Linked DNA regions of Homo sapiens: region 2 is linked to region 1. A link is a contact called in ENCODE Hi-C data. All regions are on one chromosome and are shown on one strand. Each heading gives the region's core, a stretch centred on a gene start or an enhancer-like site at or near the end of the contact. The rest is flanking DNA. Distances are from core to core; before and after follow the strand shown. Region 1 overlaps ZNF608 (zinc finger protein 608). Region 2 overlaps LOC101927421 (a long non-coding RNA gene).

Evidence for each region. Hi-C counts contacts between places; a loop is a spot of excess contacts on that map. Pooled maps may share reads with other maps.
Region 2: a loop to region 1 is called in a map of heart left ventricle, with 2.8 times the contacts of the local background. The contact joins two enhancer-like sites. A Hi-C loop is called at or near these places in 2 of 168 maps with a recorded cell type or tissue (heart left ventricle and psoas muscle), 7 of 37 single-sample maps with no recorded cell type and 5 of 50 pooled maps.

What each region holds. Positions count from the first base shown.
Region 1 is chr5:124,653,667-124,660,316 of GRCh38, reverse strand. All of the region lies in intron 3 of ZNF608 (zinc finger protein 608), which reads left to right. Among named protein-coding and RNA genes, the nearest start is that of ZNF608, 90 kb to the left of the region's middle. RefSeq lists an enhancer at 1-14. Within about 2 kb of position 4,301, at least 19 of the 41 ENCODE cell types and tissues checked have a DNase peak (open chromatin) inside an H3K27ac peak, as active enhancers do.
Region 2 is chr5:125,194,454-125,201,103 of GRCh38, reverse strand. The region is part of intron 4 of LOC101927421 (a long non-coding RNA gene); the gene reads right to left. Among named protein-coding and RNA genes, the nearest start is that of LINC02240, 300 kb to the left of the region's middle. Within about 2 kb of position 2,388, at least 4 of the 41 ENCODE cell types and tissues checked have a DNase peak (open chromatin) inside an H3K27ac peak, as active enhancers do.

The DNA of each region.
Region 1 (6,650 bases), core at 3,052-5,551:
TTCTCTGACATTCATATTCCTTGTTTCCTTTCTAGATTTGCAAAGATGGTGGCTTTTTGGTGACACACAAAATGTACCCCTTTGTGTGCCATATACATGCAGATCTCTCCCATTCTCTCTCTCACACACACACACACACACACAGAGTTAAGAGAGGCAGTTCTTCTGTTTTCGGCTGCTGTTGTAAATTGCTATTTTAAATTTCAGTGAATGGAATAATAGCAGAGTGATCATTTCCAGTAAATGTTGTTGGCCTTTGTAAAGAATAGCTTGTTCAGAGGTTTTATGATTTACAGAGGACACAGCTGGTGGCCAGCAGAGCGGTAGGAATGTATGCTCTCCTGGGCCCGGTATAGCTAGAGATGAAAAGGGCCCAGAGCTGGCACAAAAGCAAATAAGCGCTCTGACTTTAAATAAAGCATCATAATTTATAGGAAGCCTGGCTCTTCAATCCCAGTGAGACACATGGATCAGTAGCAGCTTTTTGATGTGGAGCATAATTGTCAATTGGTTCCCACTGTCTCCTTACAGCTCAAGGACTGGGGATGGTAAGAAATTACTTTAAGATACAGTCCTATAATCTGTAGTTGTATTACACATATTTTGACAAGCAATTCAATGGCATTTAAACCTGGAACTCTGCTAATCACCCATGACCTACTGATCTACAAGAGGTGGTGGGTTTGTGAGGAAAACTAGGTGATGAGAGGAGTTAGGAAGACAATAGCTCCTATTTCCTTTTCCTTGCCTATCCCTCCCCACAAGGCATGAGATTTTTCATTCTTACATTTTATTTCCTTTGCATCTTTCAGTTTCATTCATCTTGGTAATTACTTTGCCTTCCTGCCTGCTCCTCCTTCCTTTGCTCCTGCCACTGGGGAAGAATTGGGCAAGAAACAGACTATGCTGCCAGATACAGAAAATACGGAAGTGGCAGATAGCTGTTAATGACTTCTCAAATTCAGAGCATTTTACACCCTTCTACGCCCTTTTAGTCCTAGAGTACTCGTCTTTTGGTGAGTGGCATGGAGGGGGAGTTTTTGCCTGAAGGATGATTTATTTTTGTCTGGCTTGCTGTTCTCTTTACCTGTTTTTTTCTAGTCGAAGTAATGGCATCGTGGAGAGCTTGGGTATCTGAGTTGTTAACTTAAAAAAAAAAAAATCCTGTAATTAATATTAAGTGCAGGAAAGGACTGGGACCAATGATTTGAATGGCTGCACTCTTTCAGTTGCTTATCTTCAGTGACCTCCTGAGTCTGACAGTGGGAGTAAGTGAAAGCTGTTTCCCTCTCATTTTGACAGACCCTGGCCCTGTGCTATGTGCCCAGGGCCACTTGTAATAGCCGTCTTCTAAAATAACACTCTTAGGAAAGGAATGACCATTAGGAGGTAATACCACAAGATCTGTGTCATTATTATGGCTCATAGTAGGCCTAGTTCAATAATTACAAAATACCTTTCCCAAACTTTTTAACACTTTTATTTAAAAGAAGAAAAATGTGTCCTAACAAGCTAATGATACAAGCTTGTGAGACTGGATTGGGGAGGGGAGTCAATTCTGTTACAGTGGGCATTGAACCTTTGTCTTCCCACAAAGAGAGGGAGGAGGAAGAGAAGGAGAAAGCATTCTGCTACTCTAATGAGGAAATTTGGCTTTAAAAAAGGAGAGGGTTTGAGAAACCTGCCCCACACTAGAAATCGTCATCCAAACTCATCAGATTTCAGACCAACCAGTGGTGCCTGACAAGGAGCAGGAGAAAAATTAAGTTTCAAACTTGGCATTAGAAATCAGAGTGATGCTGTTGCTTAGTTTGGTGGCACTAAGCCTCAAAGGAGGCAGCTACTTACTAGGAAGTTTAATCAAAGACAAGAAATAAAACCCCTTGGTACAAATGTATACAGACACACACTCTATACATGTACATATTCAGTTTATGCATTTGAATTGCTCCAAATGTCTGTCTCAGAAGACTGTATTTTTTTATTTGATTCTATCTTCCTGTCCTCCTTTGTCCCTTGCATCCTGCTGTGTGTTGACTGAGCGCTGAGGGACCACAGCATGAAGGCCATCCCTTTTGGGGTACAGGGGGTGGCTTTTGATGCATCCCAGTTAAATGTCTGACTTGCTGACCTTGCTGAAGCAAGCTCAGGGGACTTGTCTTCTTCCCTCCTCCCCCAACACTATCACCTGAAACCTGTTCTGCCTGCCTGTCCCCAAAGTAGGGACTCCAGGAACCTTAGCAGGAACTACTAGAGGAACGGTCTACACAATAAGGGGTACATATTGTATATGAATGGTGCAGTACATATATTTTATTTTATTTTAAAGCTGGCCTCAAGTCATCAAGGGCAATGTTGCTTTAGGATATGTATGTTTGCCTAACTTAAAAGCAAATATTTTTGTTACTGATCAAAATTCCTGATTAAAAATTACTTTCTAAAGATCTCCATGTGATTTTTTTTTATGATGCTCTTTGTTACTTAAAATGTCTAAATTACACCTAAGACATTTTGTAACTAGGACACTTGCTTGGTAGAACATATGTTTTGATTATTTAAAAGAAGTAAAGCATGTCTTTCCACAGTAAACATTAATTGATCTCTAATGATCTGTTTTTGTTTGTTTGTTTGTTTGTTTTTTTGAGATGGAGTCTCGCTCTGTCGCCCAGGCTGGAGTGCAGTGGTGCGATCTCAGGTCACTATAAGCTCTGCCTCCCGGGTTCACGCCATTCACCTGCCTCCGCCTCCCGAGTAGCTGGGACTACAGGTGCCCACCACCAGGCCCGGCTATTTTTTATTTTTTTATTTTTTTATTTTTTAGTAGAGACTGGGTTTCACTGTGTTGGGCAGGATGGTCTCGATCTCCTGACCTCGTGAGCCACCCGCCTCGGCCTCCCAAAGTGCAGGGATTACAGGCGTGAGCCACTGCACCTGGTCTCTAATGATCTGTTTTGATTTAGTATTTCTTTTCATGTTATATCTTGGGCCCTGTAAGTTTTCACTGATGCTTAAACTTGGTCAGTGAAAATATCGTCACCATCTATATGTGCGGTGCAGCCTCCCACGTGAACATATGGGACAGCATCTTAGTGTTACCGGTGGTGCCTTATAAAAGTCTTATTTCTGCTCCCTCTTCTTACTCACAAGACTCCTTAACAGGCCATTGTATCTTCTAGAAGTGGGAAATGATAATGTTACTAGGGAAGCAAGAAAAAAGCAGCTTGGGCTTCTTTTAGCTGACCAGTCAGCTGGATATTGACCACCTGTCTTCATGGGAAAGAAATAGATGGCAGTGAATAAGCGAGAGTCTAGTTTTCCAAAGAAGCTCAATGATTTTCCCAAATCAATACAGCTCATCAGGCCTCAGAACAAAGGCTGCAGGGGAGGTGACAGTGATGGAAGTGGCTCTGTGTTCTTTTGTGTATTAAACCATAAGGCCCATGGGGAAACAAGGTTTCTTTAGCTGTGTGTGTGTGTGTGTGTGTGTGTGTGTGTGTGTGTGTGTGTGTGTGTGTGTTTAGGGCTTATTCTGTGTATTTAGGGGGAAAATCCTTTCAGATTTTTTTTTTAAAAAAGGATTTCCATAGATTGTATACCAATGACCAAATGTACTTTTGAAAGAGATAAGTACAGTCAAGTAAGAAAGATTATCATGTTTTAAAATGCAGAGTAGAACAGCATTTTTCCATTGCTTTTGTTATTGCTTAAGGTTTCATTTTTTGTTGTCGTTGTATGTGGATTGGGTTTAGATGAACCAAAAACAAGTCTGTGTTCAGATTAACCTCTGGCAAACCAAGAATCGTAACTACCCTCCCATAAACAAACCCTGTTCCTAATGCCCTGAAAATAACACCAAACCCTAATAGGAATGCTCAACTGTCATCTGAGAGGTTATAATTAACGCAGATAGAGTGATGCCAACATATTCCAGCCGCTGACAGAGAAGATCTATCCAAACCAGCAATTTTTAGCCCTTCAGTCCTTTAATCTTTAAGCTCACTGTGCTTTCATAAAGTAGTACATTAACACCAGAGCAGTGTGTCTCTGGGGTTTATGACTGGGGTGGCGGCACACTAGGGCATAAAGTGTTTCATTACACTTCCTTTTGTTAGTACTGCCCTATCTCCCAAGCTCCATTGCCATACACTATTTGTTCAGATAAAGCCCTATGTTCAGGGTGACTAATCGCAGCACTGTGTTCCAGATGGTTTGATTACAGGATGTGTTTAAAGTGACTCTTCAAACATTCAGCCCAGCGGTAGGGCTCTTTAAAAAAAAAACATACTGCATTTTATGGTCATGTGACAACACTTACTTTTCCTGTCCTAGTGCTCTATATATACTTGGCACAGGTAATGGGAAAGTCCCTCTGATTTTTGGCTGGCAGGTATTTTATGAGCAACCTTAGTTGTACATTTTAAATTTTCCCAAATAATTATATTTGAAGAAGGATCTGTCTGAAGGTTATAAGCTCCGAGGCTGGAACAGCGAAGCTTGTGCTATACAAGATTCAGCCTTTACAAAGTACCAGTATTGAATACCACAGAGTGACGACAACATAATAATGGGGGGAGGGAGTCCTGAACAAAGAAATGGTGATAAATCATACCTTGCACAATAGTCACGTTGTGTAAAAATGGAGGGTAATATGATATCTGAAATATATGAATTTTATCCTGTACTCATGAAATCAGCATATTGTGACATTTTGTCACCAATGTTTCACTAGAAAAAAATATATAAAAGGAAAGAAATGTGTAAACTTTCTTTTTTAAAGGCATATGGCATGAATGGGTTACCATTTGGTGTTATTCGAATGAGGTTTCTGTTTTCTGCCTGGATGCACATCAAATGCATCCAGATGTGGTAGTCTGAGAGAGTTCAAAAAAACTTCTGTCTGATTCCAAACTCAGCATTTGCGATGCTTGGCAAAGACTTCTGTCCCGGGGATGAGGCACTTTAAAGACTCTGAAGCAGTCTTTAAACTCAATACAAACAGAATTATGTCAATCCACTGGGAAATCAGGCATTTGCCCCGTTCTTGAGGAAACAGCTTCACAAATACCAGAAATAATAATTCATAAACCACATTTATAACATCTTGGGAGCAAAGCCTCTCCACAGAGAATGTCTATCATCTATAAAACTAGTGGGAGATTATGCTTATTGAAAAAGTATGGTAGTAATAAAAGGAAGTCACTGAGTAGGATTCAGTCTAGACTCTCTCTCTCGTCAGTCCTCGTGTAGTTAGTTCCTAGGTGTTTAATGAATTCTCACTATTAGGTAGCCACTGTGCCGCCAGGGGTTGTGGGTGCAGACACTGCTCCTATTTTCAAGGAGTGTCATCTAGTTGGAAGAGTTAGGCATACTGTGTATACAAGCAGAGTAAAATATTATGGGGGCCATGTATTACGGTAGGACAAATAGCCTTAAGTTCAGACCTGGGAAGTTCTCCTTGTCATTCAGGGTCCCAGATGAAGGAGACTCTGCCACCTTTATCCTGAGGACTTCGAGATCACAATAGCCATTTCCATTGCAGCCAGACAGAAAGGGATGAGAGGTTCTTATGGGCCAGGCCTGGAAGTGGCCCACATTCATCAGTTCTCTCACTTGCTTTCTGTAGGACTCAGTCACATGGCTGCATCGGACTGATAGGGAGGCTGAGAAGGAGTCTAGTTGTGAGCTCAGAAAGGGGAGGGAAACATGGCTCGTACGTTTCCATCAGGGCAAGAACTGTGTATGCAGTGCTGTGGGGATCCAGGAGAGAATGGCTGTCTTTTGGCAGTGTGCCTGGTATGCGTGTGTCTAGGGCAAGGATTCACAGAAGTGAGAACCTTTGCATTTGTCTCCATTTGCTTCTAATTCATTAGGAACTTTAACTTTCCCTAGGGATTTGGACTAAGGCATCTTCAAGGTTTCTTTTAGGGGAATTAAAAATGTGACATGAAGAACGGTTGAAGAAACTTGTCTAGGCTGGAGAGTAAAGAAGACATAGAGGCTGGGTGTGGTGGGTCACACTGTAATCCCAGCATTTTGGGAGGCTGACGGGGGAGGATTGCTTGAGGCCAGGAGTTCAAGACCACCCTGGGCAACATACTGAGAGCCCATCTCATTAAAAAAAAATAGGAAAAAGACAGTGAGCAGGAGGTGGGGAGAATGCCAACATGGTCATTATCCTTGCCTGGATGAAAGGCTGTTGAGTGGATGATGGGTGGACTGCATCTGCAGGGTATCAGGAGGCTCAGCCAGGACCAAGGTATTCAAAGACAAATTTAGTTTAACACAAGGAACAACTTTTTAACAAGATGGCTGGAAAATAGGCAATCCTGGGGGAGTGCTGGTGAAATCTTCTATCAGTGATGAAGCTGGAGAGAAAAAGGACACACACACACGCACACAAAGTCCTGAGGGTGTTGCACCAACAGTGCAGTTGGCTTCCTGGTCTTATAGCTATTGCGCCCTTGGAACTTTGGCCCATCATGGTTCTTTACGCCTCTTACTATCTTGCAAGCTTTAGGCTTCTACTCCTATTGCCAGTTCTTTGGAACTTCCATATTTCTCATTCAGATTCCCAACATAAGTCCCTGTTGGGCTGGCTGCCTTTGCTCCAGGTGCCCATCACTGGTCCAGTCAGATGGGGGCAGGGTTAG
Region 2 (6,650 bases), core at 1,139-3,638, 540 kb before region 1:
CTGCGGAGAAAATGAAAGCAGACCATTAAATTTTAATGCCTGTTCAGCTCTCTGAAAAAGAGTGTTTCTGGCCACTCTGGAAGCAGGGTAGTGTTTCTCACACCATTGTGCACAACCCCAAAAACAGTCTGTGTTTGCCAACATTTGTGGAAACTAATTGAAAAAATGATTTAGCTGTTAAAAGCAGCCATCAGTCAGGAAGTTCTCACGAGCACAGAGGTGCCTGAAGAGGAGCCAGTCCCGTCCAACGCCCCAGTCCCCCTTAGCTTTTTAACAATCGTCTGTTGTTGTGCAAGCCAGCTCCCCGCAGCAGGGCTGCGAGCGAATATTCATTGGGGTGTCATCTCTGCTTAGACTCTCGTCCTGCACACCTATTCATCTGGGTTAAGTGAACAGCAGCATCAGCTCAAATTAAGCTGGCTTGAAAACAGCCACTGTTAATAATTTCTGCTGTGATTCAACTTAGCTTTGGCTAACAGGTGAAGATGTTTCAAAACGGAGGCAATTACAGCTCTGAGAGTGCTTTCCCGCTGCCTGTGTAATCAGAGGAATGGAACACTAGCTCCTCGCGTGCGTGGGGAAGGGCCAGCACAGCCACCATTGGGCTGCATTCGTTATCTGCTAGATTGAACAAGCTGCCTGCCGGGGACAGATGCTTAGCGCAGTGATTAGAATATAAAGCAGTTGCAAAGGCTGAGGGGATTGGAGTCAGCATCCTTTATCTCAACTTACTACAGGCTTTTCTGGTCAGATAACAAGTCTTCCAAACCGTTCTTTATAGACGAGAAATCATATGTATATCAATGCATGAAGACTCATGCATATTCATTAGCCTGTACCCTGTGTGAATTTTCCATTTAGATGGAGAACTGTAAAAAAAAAAAAAAAAAAAAAAAAAAAGAAGGGGAGGTCTTCAATTCTATGTAAGTTTAGTTCCTTTTATAGCCAAATTTTTATGACAAGGAATAAATGGAGGGAGTAAGTGTTAAATATGTACAATAAAAATGCTTGCCAAATTTACTTCATTATTTTCTGAGATTGAAAAGCCCAATAGTTTTACAAATTTCCAAACAGCTTTCATATTTAAGTTTAAAAAAGAGGAAGATAAGTGAAAACTTTGTATAACCCTAGATTTTCACTTACTCTGTAAGGAAAGAAAACTGAAATTATGTGTGGGTTTTGTTACTTTTTAAATTACAGAGATAGCATATTTCCATCTAGAGGGAAATCTATCATTCTAGCACAAAAGTAATTTTTCACGTCAACTGTGCATAACATCAAATTATAGCAAAAACATAGCTGTATACTTCCTAATTGTGGGAATTTTCATACGGTTTATTTCCAGCCAAACATTTTTCCTCTTCTACTAAAAGAAAATCAAGCAGGCTAAATTGAATTTTTATACATTACAATTTCCTGAAATGTAGTTGTTAATGCCTTCTGATGTGCCTGAAGGCATGAATCTTAAACTACCTTTCTCCCCCCAACCAAAGAACTAGGGAAATGAAAAAGACCCTTTCTGCTACTGGTATTAAATTTCCATCGTATACATTAATCTGCTTTCAGAGTATTCTCCTTCAGTGTATTTTCCATTAAGGGCCTATAATAAAGTCCTTGGTATCTTATGTTTAAAGAGCAATTGATTATAGAGCTGTGTATCCCCAAACTATGCATATTTTCTACAAACCACAGAAAAGCAGGGAGGGGTAGCTGGGATGAAGTAGAGGGGGAGGAGAAGATGGAGGAGGGGTTAGCCACATGCTCACTTTTATTTAACAAATCTGTTAAGAGCTTGGAAATAGTTCTCATTTTATAACACCAAGGTTATACTAAGCAATTTATTTCCAGCTAGGTTTTTTAAATAGAGATTAAATAGAGATTGTACTTCTCATCAATTATTTAATAGGCTTTGAGGTTGTGTGTGTGTAAACGTGTGTGCTTAAGAAGTTTTGGGGATACAGGAGTAAATGAGAAAAAAAAAAGGACAATAGAGTTTATAATTGCTAAACATATGATCCAAAGCTGTGTTTGAAATACCTGCTTAACAAGATAGCAAATGACTTGTCTCTTTTAAAAGGTATTTCTTTCTTTCTTTCTTCATTCTTTAGAACCATTCATCTAGACTATCTTGGAATATTCTCAGCAAGAATCCACTGCCTACTGTATCTTCCCCTGACAATTACTGTTGCTCCTTACCCTTGAAGCTTTGAAAGCCTGTGTAACATTAGCCTATCTAGCCCAGTGAAAATGTCTTTACAGATTAGTGTAATGTTAATACTGCTGGCTCCCCGCTTTTGACCTGAAGTGGAATATATTGCACTGCTGGAGCAGATGGAATCAGTTTCACTGGGCTACAGAGATTGGTTGGCTGCCTGCCAAAAGTTCAGTGCTAGTGGCAGTGGAAGCTCCAGCTCAGAATAGCAGGCTTGAATCTATTCTCTGCTCTTGGAGAGAAAACAAAAGTGTCACATAAGTTTGTGTAGAATCAAAATACGTTGGTTAAGATTGTTCATCTGCAGATGTTGACCCAGCATTTGAAAAGTAATTGAATCTTTTGGTGTAAAATGGAGACATCTTTATTCACTTTTGCTGAAAGACATGAGACAAAAGCCAGAGCAAAGAATAAAAAAAGAAATTATCTGAACTCCATTTAACCTTCCAGTTGAATGCCTATCTCACCATAAGAATACAAATGTGTACTTGTAGAGTGTTTAAAGCCTGTCTCCTATTTTATGACTGCAAATAGATCTTAGTCTAAAATAATAGATCAAATTCATAAATGGGGGAAAAAAGATAAGCTTGTATAGCCGAAGTGAAATAATTATCCAAATAGTTCCAAACCAGAATCTAAAACTGGGGATGTGGGGCGGGGAGATCTATTTCCTAAGTTATCCATACTAGCTTTATTATTGACTGCATCATTCAGATAAATGTTCAAAATCCTTGCTGGATTTGTATGAACAGAAAAAGCATACAAATATTTGAAATCATATCTTCCAAAATAGATTTGCCTGTTGATAGCTGTCCTTTCACCTGGAACACTGGGAACACTGATTAAAACCATTAATAACAGCAGCTGAAAACTATGGTTGTCAGATTTAGCAAAATAAATAAATAAATTATGATGTGTGGGGGACTAGGGGGCTCCAATTTGAATTTCAGATAAACAACTCATGATATTTTAGTATAAGAATGTCTCAAATATTGCATGGAATATGGAGCATGCACAATTTGGAATATACTTATACTAAAATATTATTCATTTTTCATTTGAAAGTTGACTTAATTGGGAATCCTGCATTCTACCCGGCAACACTGAAAGATGTACTCTTTATTTTCTTACTTCCTGAATGTACTAAGACATCCTTTCCTTCACACACACACATGCACACACACACCCTAACTTTCAATTAACACAGAGGGGTTTTTTGTATTTATTCATCAGGTTATCTCTAAGTTTATTTTAATCATATTTTCCTCTCAAGTACTGCCTTTCCACAGCAGTAAAACATATGCTGTTTGCTGCCTAAGTAGATGGGTAATGTAAGCTGTGATGTGGAGAGAATTCTTCTCTTATCCGTTCTCTCTGAGGGTGTAGTTACAGAAACATATATATGTGCTTTTATCTGTGATAAGAGCTACCATCTGCTAGCTGCAATGTGCACAGCTTACCGTCTGAAGTGCTTATACATATTATGAAAACACACAGCTTTTGTGTATGTTGAGAATACATATAGACTCTGTTCTAATAAACCAGAATATTAGCTTTTGAATATGTCAGATCGATGCAAAATATAACCATAATTATGGACAAGAACGATTAGAGCTGGCACGTTGCCATGTGTGTATTTATGCCAGTAGCATCTTTGAGATCTTTTAATATTGCATTATTTGCAACCTCTTCCTATGAGATAGTTATTTTAGAAAAATGGACCCTTTTCAATGAGGAAAGGCTTTTGCTTCATTCAAGGAGCAAAGTTTCATGCCAGGGATACCAAATCCCTGGGATATGGGCTCCATATACGTGAGCAACGGGAGAGACTGAGACCGCGCGACAGAACATATAAATCTGAGTTACTTTGACCTTTAATCCAGGAGAGCACGAAGAGAAATGCACTAGGAAGGTTGGTTTGTAGCTGTCTGGAGACTGATAAGCTGTAATAAAGGTGCACTCAGTTGCAATTCATCTAAAGCTTCCATTGCTATCATCCTCCTTTTTCGATTTTTGTTACCTCGAGTACTTATCTAAATCCCTTTCAATGCCAGCTTGAATGCACTTTGTGTTCTCTCCAACTGTGACTAGGGCTGTCTGTGTGCGTCCGTGTGCTACAGCACACTCTCTTTCCCCTTGTTTGACAAGAACCAATGCCAACACCTAATTAAGGATAAGCCACAGAGCTCTCGGCTTTATCTTTGTCAACTGCTCCATTCCTAGCTTTCTGCCTAGTTGAGTTTTTAATGACATAAGCAACAGTTCAGTTCAGCATTCCTCAGGCCCGTTCCAGATCTCAGTGACTAAATATGGCAAGCAGCAACAGCGAAAAGATGCTGGCCCTTTGTGCCCCATGTCCTGTGAACACTGGGGAAATAGGGCCACACTGGCTTCCATGTGTTATCTGCCCACTCTGCACCTGCAGTGCGGACATGCAGGGAGGAAAAATTCACACGATGTCTCTCTCAGAAGTTTTCCAAATCTTCCAGGCACTTAATTTATGAAGAAGTCTCATCTGTTTCAATTTCATATTACATTGTATTAAACATTCTAACTCAATTTTGCAAATGTAAGAGTTAATCATTCCCTAAAACTCTGGTGAAATCAGATTAAGATGCCTGTTACTTCCAAACAGCCAATTCACTGTATATTTTTAAAATAAAGTATGGCGTGTGTGTGTGTGTGTGTGTGTGTGTGTGTGTGTGTGTGTGAGAGAGAGAGAGAGAGAGAGAGAGAGAGAGACAGAGACAGAGACAGACAGAGAGTGAGAGAGAGAGAGAGAGAGAGAACAGAGGAGCTTCTACCATATTTTCCTGTCTATACTTTTCCATTATACTAGTAGAAGTGCAATCCTTTTCCTGGAAGGTGAGATTCATTGTTAGTTTTAAATATGTGCATTTGCATTTCTCTTTGTTCTCTGACCTTGGTTGAAGCTTAATGTTTTAAATGATCATAGAACTGTCACAAGGCATGGAGTTATCTCAAGACAATATTTGCTGAAAGATCATTGAAACAAAATATATCCAAATTGTGTGTATCACTGGTGTTGGTGTGATTTTTGACAATGTTAAAGGCACCTAGATTCAGTGGGGGAAAAATTGATTATTTGTTGCATTTTCTATTGCTGCTTTGCTTCAGCTTTATGTTTTCTTTAAAATTACAAAACATTTTTTGTTCTGACTTCAATATCATCTCTTTTTTCAATTCACTTGGATGTGTTGACTCCATTCAAACTTTTGTTTTGTTTTGTTTAACTTGTAATTTTGGATGTCAAGAGAAAAAAGCACATCAGCATTTTATCTGCAGACATGGAGGAGGTGAAATATTCTTCCAAAAGAAGACGACGTTCGTAAATGCAATTATTCAATAATTCTATTTCACAGACAATTCCGGGTTGGTCCCTATGTGATCCATAATATGCTAGGTATAGAATGAATTTTAAAAAATGATAATCCCCACATGGTAGGAATTTAGAGTCCAATTAAAGATATAAAATATTTTATATCCAACATGTCTTTATGTGACTCTTTGGAAATAGCAGTAAATCTCGGCAAATATTTTAGAGTCTTAAATAGGATATACTTGTTCCCTTTCTTCCTGAGTTGATCAACCCAGTCCTATCTACAAAAGCAAAATGAAAAATTGAGTCTCTTATCTACTCTATTTAAACCAAACATTTGCTTTTGCCCAAGTTATCTGAATATTTCGGATAAAACTTTTGCTCACTCAAGTGATTCAGGCCTCAGTGCTTTCTGCCTGCCAGTAGAGACAGCATCCCTTCTGAATGCGGCCCCAGCACGTCAGAGGCAGTGACACTACCTGCACCTGCCACCGCTCCTTTGGGATTCCAAGCTGATGCTTTTGATGTTTCTTCTGATTAACATGGTTTTTCTGAGTGGTGGTGATGGATTTGTACTAAAACATCTGTACTCTGTTATAAAGCACCCTGGGAGACTGAGGCAGCTTGGTAAGATGACCGTGGAGAGATCTGTGTGCGTTCTATGACCACAAAATTGAGTATTTCTCTTCCCTGCATTAATAGGACCACACTGAAATAATAGTAATCAGCTTTACCTCTGACTAATTCATCCATCTCCTCAAAGCTAATATTCTAAAATACTGTACTGTCAGAAGGTAGCAAATGCAGACTTCTCAATAGTTTAGTTCACCTGAGAGTGTGAGGGATTGGACACAGGCAACATCTTCTATAACAGGCCTATTCCTAAACTTGTGCCTCTCTAGCTATCTAGAGAAAATCAGAAATGTCATGTGATCAAGATCTGCAAATTGCATACGGAATTTCTCAGTTGTTGGGTGGGTCTCTCACCATAGAAATATCCTGTCTAAACTCTGCAATAATAACAGTCTGTCCAGAAAAATATGAATAAAACCTCTTTAAGGGTATTATATTGATCCTAGAATTATTGTACTTCATAAA